Regions from separate parts of the Mus musculus genome. Here region 2 is linked to region 1. Evidence: chromatin loops called from intact Hi-C (ENCODE). Cell type or tissue: heart. All regions are shown on one strand. Links, peaks and the distances in the headings refer to the core of each region. The heading gives the core; the rest is flanking DNA.

Region 1 (2,915 bases), core at 328-2,827:
GCCACAGCTGAGATTCCTCCACACTGCCCTAACTGCCTGCTTACCGCTTCCACTAATGCTTCTGAAAAGTACCTTAATTTGTTAATTTGTTCTGTTACTCTAAGAACTTATCAAACTGTTATCATGTTGGAACACTGAGTTTGCAGAAACCTGAATCTGTCCTGGGGCCATGGTCACTCGTATTTGGCTTCAAAATAATTTATTCTCTTTGAGATGCAGTTGTGTTTTGTTTTGTTTTTTTGCAAAGACAAAACTCAGAACAAAATCAACCACAGAAGTGAGCGCAGAATGTTGGGGAAACCACAAGAAAGTCAAGTAAACACTAAAGAGGAACTCCAATTTCCAAGGAAAAGGGGCTATTGCATCTCGTTCAACACCCTTCTTTCTCAGAAGGGGAAACCGGGGCTAAGGATACATCAAGTAAAACGTAATTCTGTCTTCAATCAAGAAAGGAAATGTAAACAAACTTCCAAAGCACCCAAAATATGACATTCTGAGTGGCTCTGGAGCACAGGACTTTTGTGGTCAAGTTTCAGAGCCATCAAAGCCCTACTAACAAAACAAACACACTGGCAGTCTCCGAGCGTGGTGAGAATCTATAGTTTAGAAAGTAGCCCTGGAGATTCGGAGACCTGGTAAGTCCCTGTTATCAGGCGTTCACGGAGTTTTACAATTACAAAGCAGAACGCATAAGGTCTGGCTCTCACACCCCACAACCTAAACTAGTCCGCGATCCGGCGGTGGATCCTTCCACGAAGGCCGCCGGCCTCGCCCAACTCCAAAGGGCTCTCTCTCCCTGGCCGGTCCGGCTGGGATGGGGCTCGGGGCCCGGATTCCAGGAGGCCCCGGGATCCACACTCCCACTCCACAGATTTCTGAGGTCTTGCTTCAGAGCCTCAAGCCCTTCGGAGGGAAGGTTGGAGAGGGTTCGGGAGCCACGCCTTCCACAAAGCTCGCGCTGCCACCTGTGGCTGTGTCCCGGCAGAGCTCGGCGCGGCGGGCCGGAGGACAGCAGGGCAGCTGTCCAAGAAATGCCAACTCCCCCGGTGCACGCACCTCGGACAGACCGCTGCGGTCCTCGGTGTCCTGGCCGCTCAGAACTTTCTTCAGCTTGTCCATGTCAGGGTCCCGACCGCCGCCTTTGGCGTTCGCTCCGCCTACCACTCTTCGGGGTGCGCAGCCGCCGCCCCTCCGCCCGCTGCCAACCACGGCGCGCCCCGCCCAGGCACCTGCCCACCTGCCCGCCCGGCATGCCCCGCGCCAGCCACGCCCCCTGAACGAGCTCCTTGGGGTCACCCGGGGCGGGGCCGAGAGAGTCGGGGTGAAGTCGGCCAGGCGATACCTAACCCGGAAGCTGGCTGCGCGCCCGGGCTTCACGGATTCGTTCCAGCGCCCAGCACCACCATGTGCCAGGGCCTGGAACAACGCAGGCCTTTCGCAAACTTACCCATGGATGCTGAAGTTAATCCGCTGGTGGTTGTACACCGCAGATCTATAAAAATATATATTTCCCACGTTAAGTAGAACAAATCAGTGTGCAACAGGCTGGAGCAGTACAACCCTGTGTATTCTTAAAAGCAGCAATTCCTACGTCATCCCTAGGGGAAATGGCTCGGGAGATATGACTTGGGCAACACCTGAACAGATGGCAAGTGGTGAGAAGAATCAATATTTTCGTGTTTGGTAAATGCTTTACTTCAATCAGTCTGCAGCACTACTGAGGCTATGAAGCAGAATCCATATGAAGTCATGGGCTCTTCCAGACAGGACAGAAATTTGCTCACCTTGCACACTGGTGGCCAGAGATATCTGGAACACCTATGTTAAGATTAAACTAGTTCAGAAAAGGCACTGAGACCAAGGTGTAGCTCAGTGAGAGAATGCTTGCCTAGCATATGCAAGGCTTTGGGTTCAGTTTCCACCACTGTCCCTGCTTCCCAAAAAAGGGAAAGGAGACCACAGAGGAACTTCAGAAACACCCCCTAGGTCACTTTACCTCCCACATATTTTCATGTGAGGTCTCCAGCGTCCTTCTTCACTTGTATAAAAACATAAAAACATAAGACCAGCTGCTGCTGCCTCTGCAGGGACTCCTCTTACCTGCCACATTTTCCAGTGAGTCCTTACACCTCTCTGTAAGACGTCAAACATCAGAGCACAGTGCAAAGGCTGTGTCCTGAAAGATCCACTCTAGCTCTGTCATTTGCCACTTAGGAGGCCTTGAGCTAGAAGCTCCTTAGCCTTTCTGGTCCCCAGCTGATTTCCTCTGTAGAGTGAGCACAATGGCTTCCAAACGTGACTGTGGAAAGCAAGCATGACTGTATAGACAGGTCTGGAGCAGAGGGGAATTTAAATAGCATTTAGTAGAAGCTGTCCTTGTTCTCTCCTAGCCTGATGGCTTTTCCAGCCACCTGTGGTGAGGTGATAGAACTGGCCCCCACAGGCTCATGTGTAAACACTTGGCCCATAGGGAATGGTACTACTAGGAGGTGTGGTCTTGTTGGAGTAGTTGTGGCCTTGTTAGAGGAAGTGTGTCACTGTGGGGGAAGGTCTCCTATGCTTTGACGGCTCCTATGCTCAAGCTCTGCCTACTGTGGTACATAGTCTCCTGCTGTCTTTAGATCAAGATGTAGAACTCTCGGGTTGGAGAGATGACTCAGTGGTTAAGAGACACTCAGATCAGTAGTGTTCATAACAGAGCACACAAAGGTTGAGGGATATTGGATCATGTGACATTGTTCTTAAATGTCTCTACATGGAGGTTTAGGCAGAACTCACAAGATTCATGATACTGATGCTAAAGCACAGAACACCAGCATCTCTGGATTACAAAAAGCACCTCTGTCAAAATTGCAGTTCCAAAAGGCATAAACTTTCAACTCCATTATTATTATTATTATTATTACTATTATTAT
Region 2 (2,915 bases), core at 158-2,657, 1.2 Mb after region 1:
GAGGGCCATATTCTAAAAATGTAGGATTTCATAATGTATATAATGTATTTGATTAATTCTTCCTCTGCCACATTTGTATTTCATAATAGACCTAGCCCATGGGGGTTTTGAACATTCACCTTGTATTGATAATGATTTTTCAGCGTACCAAACCCTCCTCACTCCTTGTCTGTTAAGCCTCCTTTGCCGGTCCTTGCTGGGTTACGGCTCCCATGGATAAACTTGTAAGTCATTACCTTGTTAGTCCATCTTGGAACCTATTGAGACTTCATTTCTTTATTTCTTGTAGGTGTATGCATTTGCCTTCCTTTATTTTTAGCCAGGTTTTGAAAAGGAAATAAATACATGTATTGAGTTAATCAACCTGGGCTATGCCCCACTCCCAATTAATTAAAAGCATAGGCCTGGGACAATAGACGTGTGAAGACCTGAGTTTAATCCTTTAGAAGCTTTGTCAAAGCCAGGCATGGCAGCATCTGCCTATAATGATCTACCAATAATCTCTTTGCTGCGAAGGCAAAGAGGGGAGGAGCTTGTTGGCTACCTCAGTTTGGTGAGAGACCCGTTGGCGTTGATCTCTGACCTCCACTTGTGCACGTGTACACACACACACACAACACACACACACACACACACACACACACACACGAAAAGTTTATTTTCCTTAAAAATATAATTTTAGTTATAGTCAGAAAATAATGTTATTTGAGAGAATTTATAATTTTGTTTGTAGAGAAGTAGAAAGAGATGATTCAAATTTGAGCTTCATTATTTCTTTTCATTATCCCCAGATGAAACAATAATTGCTGTTGTCATTTCCACTCTGGTAATTATCCTTCTCACCATGGCTGTTGTTTTTCTCTCTCATAGAGGGTGCTGGATCTTTGCCCTGGACAGGGGGCTCTGCAGCCAAGCCTGGAAAACCCAAGGGCAAGAAAAAGCTTTCTTCTGTTCGTCAAAAATTTGATGTAGGTCATTCTCCAGTAGATGCCAGCAACTGTGGGGTTAAGAGCTAACTGTGAATTTCTTTGGTGGAGAAAGGTTTTCTTTGCATAGCCCTGGCTGTCCTAGAACTTGCTTTGTAGACTAGGTTAGCCTTGAACTCAGAAATCTGCCTGTCTCTACTTCCTAAGTGCTGAGACTAAAGGTACCGCCTCATAGCTGTGAATTTTTTTTTAAAAAGATTTATTTATTATGTACAGTCTTCTGTCTGCCTGCACACCAGAAGAGAGCATCAGATCTCATTATAGATGGTTATGAGCCACCATGTGGGAGTTGAACTCAGGACCTCTTGAAGAGCAGCCAGTACCCTTAACTACTAAGCCATCACTCCAGCCTAGTAGTTGTGATTTTCTTTTTCTTTTTTTTCCCCTTCCCTTTCTCTCTCTTGCTCTGGCCCTGCTTGCTCCAGCCCATAGGTTTTTTATTTGTTTCTCATTACAGATTGTTGTGAGCCACCATGTGGTTGCTGGGATTTGAACTCATGACGTCTGGAAAAGCAGTCGGTGCTCTTAACCACTGAGCCATTTCAGCAGCCCACAGTAGCTGTGACTTTAAATATCATATTTAAAACAGTATTATTTATTTTCAGTATTATATTTAAAATAGTATAAATGTATTCTTGTCAGCATTTACATATATGTCAGAAGCAGTTCAGAATTTCCACTTATTGGAAGCTGGGCTTATGGGCCCTCCTCAGTTGTCTCTCAGATCAGTAGGTCACCTGGGAGACTCTGGTAGGCTTCTTTTAATATTCAGCTGTGCTCTGAGCCCTCAGAGATTAGCACAGAGACTATGAAGTGTTTGACTTCACTTATAAACCTTCTGGAATGTATGGTTCTAGGAAGGAAAAAAAGTTTGCCAGAATTTTCTCATCCCAGGATTTCCTGTGTGTGCTTCCTGTCAGTAATATAGACTCAGTGCTCACCCTCGTCATCTCTAGAGCCAGATCGGATTTAAATGTTCTGGATCATCCTTGTACTTAGGAAATGGGAAATGCCAATAGTGTTTTATAATCTATACATGGCTCAGTGTCTCCACTGCAAAATCAAAGGGACTAGGAGCAAATTTCCCAGTGATGGCAGGAATTTTATAGGAATGCTGAAGTTTTACAAAGGATCCTGCCTTTCAGAGTGTAAGCAGACAGTAACAGTAATGAGCTGCTACTGTCCTGTCACACTAGCTTGGGATCTTTGTCAGAGCTATAATTTGATTCATTGGGCTTTATAATAATTGAAGCATTAATTGTATATCTGTACTTTCAGAATTTACGTAAGCTTCTGGATTTTCTGAATATAGTTCTATGTTGTCTCTTCCGGTTGTTACCATTGGTATTTTTAGCATAAGGGCGTACATTTTGTGACCACCAAGGTGTAAAAATGAGCCCTGAGTACAGTAAGTGGCTGCGCTGGGCGTGGAGGTACACACTGTACTCTCAGCTCTTGGAGGCTGAGGCAGTGTTATGAATGTGAGGCCTATCTAGGTTATTGTGCATAGCAAGACTGGTTCACTCATCCCCATGTAACGGGTGTGAACTTATGATCGTTTGTTTGCGTATGATTTCCTCTTTGTAGTTTTGGCTGAGCGCCTAGCCTTTTGTGGCCGAGCCACCTCTCTAGCCCACGATTGACTTCTTACTTTTAATAGTCTTGTGGTATAGTTTTGGCTGCCTTAATGTGTAGATTCCCAGGTATGGCAGATGGTTTTTTCTGTTTCTGTCTTGTCCCTTGCTACTGAAGTGAGTAATTATGATGTCTGCTCCCTTAGCATAGGTTCCAGCCTCAGAACCCCCTCTCTGGAGCTCAGCAGTTCGTGGCAAAGGAGCCCCAGGGTGATGACGACTTGAAACTTTGTTCACACACCATGATGCTTCCCACGCGAGGCCAACTTGAAGGGAGAATGATCGTGACTGCCTA

The links. Hi-C counts contacts between places; a loop is a spot of excess contacts. Peaks named below come from ENCODE experiments on the same cell type or tissue, not always from the same donor. Only the 100,000 strongest peaks of a DNase experiment are listed, where the experiment ranks them.
Region 2: it touches region 1 in a loop (8-fold over the local background); 2 of 42 quality-filtered maps call a loop at or near these places.

The regions. Positions count from the first base shown.
Region 1 is chr1:165,193,184-165,196,098 of GRCm38, forward strand. Sft2d2 (SFT2 domain containing 2) reads right to left here and starts at 1,250. Exons shown (of 8, transcript NM_145512.4): 1 at 1,057-1,250. The coding sequence starts at 1,119. In heart, for the core only: a CTCF peak has its summit at 1,424; DNase peaks (open chromatin) are centred at 798 and 1,268; H3K4me3 peaks cover 1,696 bases; H3K27ac peaks cover 1,947 bases.
Region 2 is chr1:166,385,796-166,388,710 of GRCm38, forward strand. Tada1 (transcriptional adaptor 1) reads left to right here. Exons shown (of 8, transcript NM_030245.3): 4 at 871-968; 5 at 2,767-2,915. Among named protein-coding and RNA genes, the nearest start is that of Tada1, 8.1 kb to the left of the region's middle. In heart, for the core only: no CTCF peak of the experiment used is centred there; no DNase peak of the experiment used is centred there.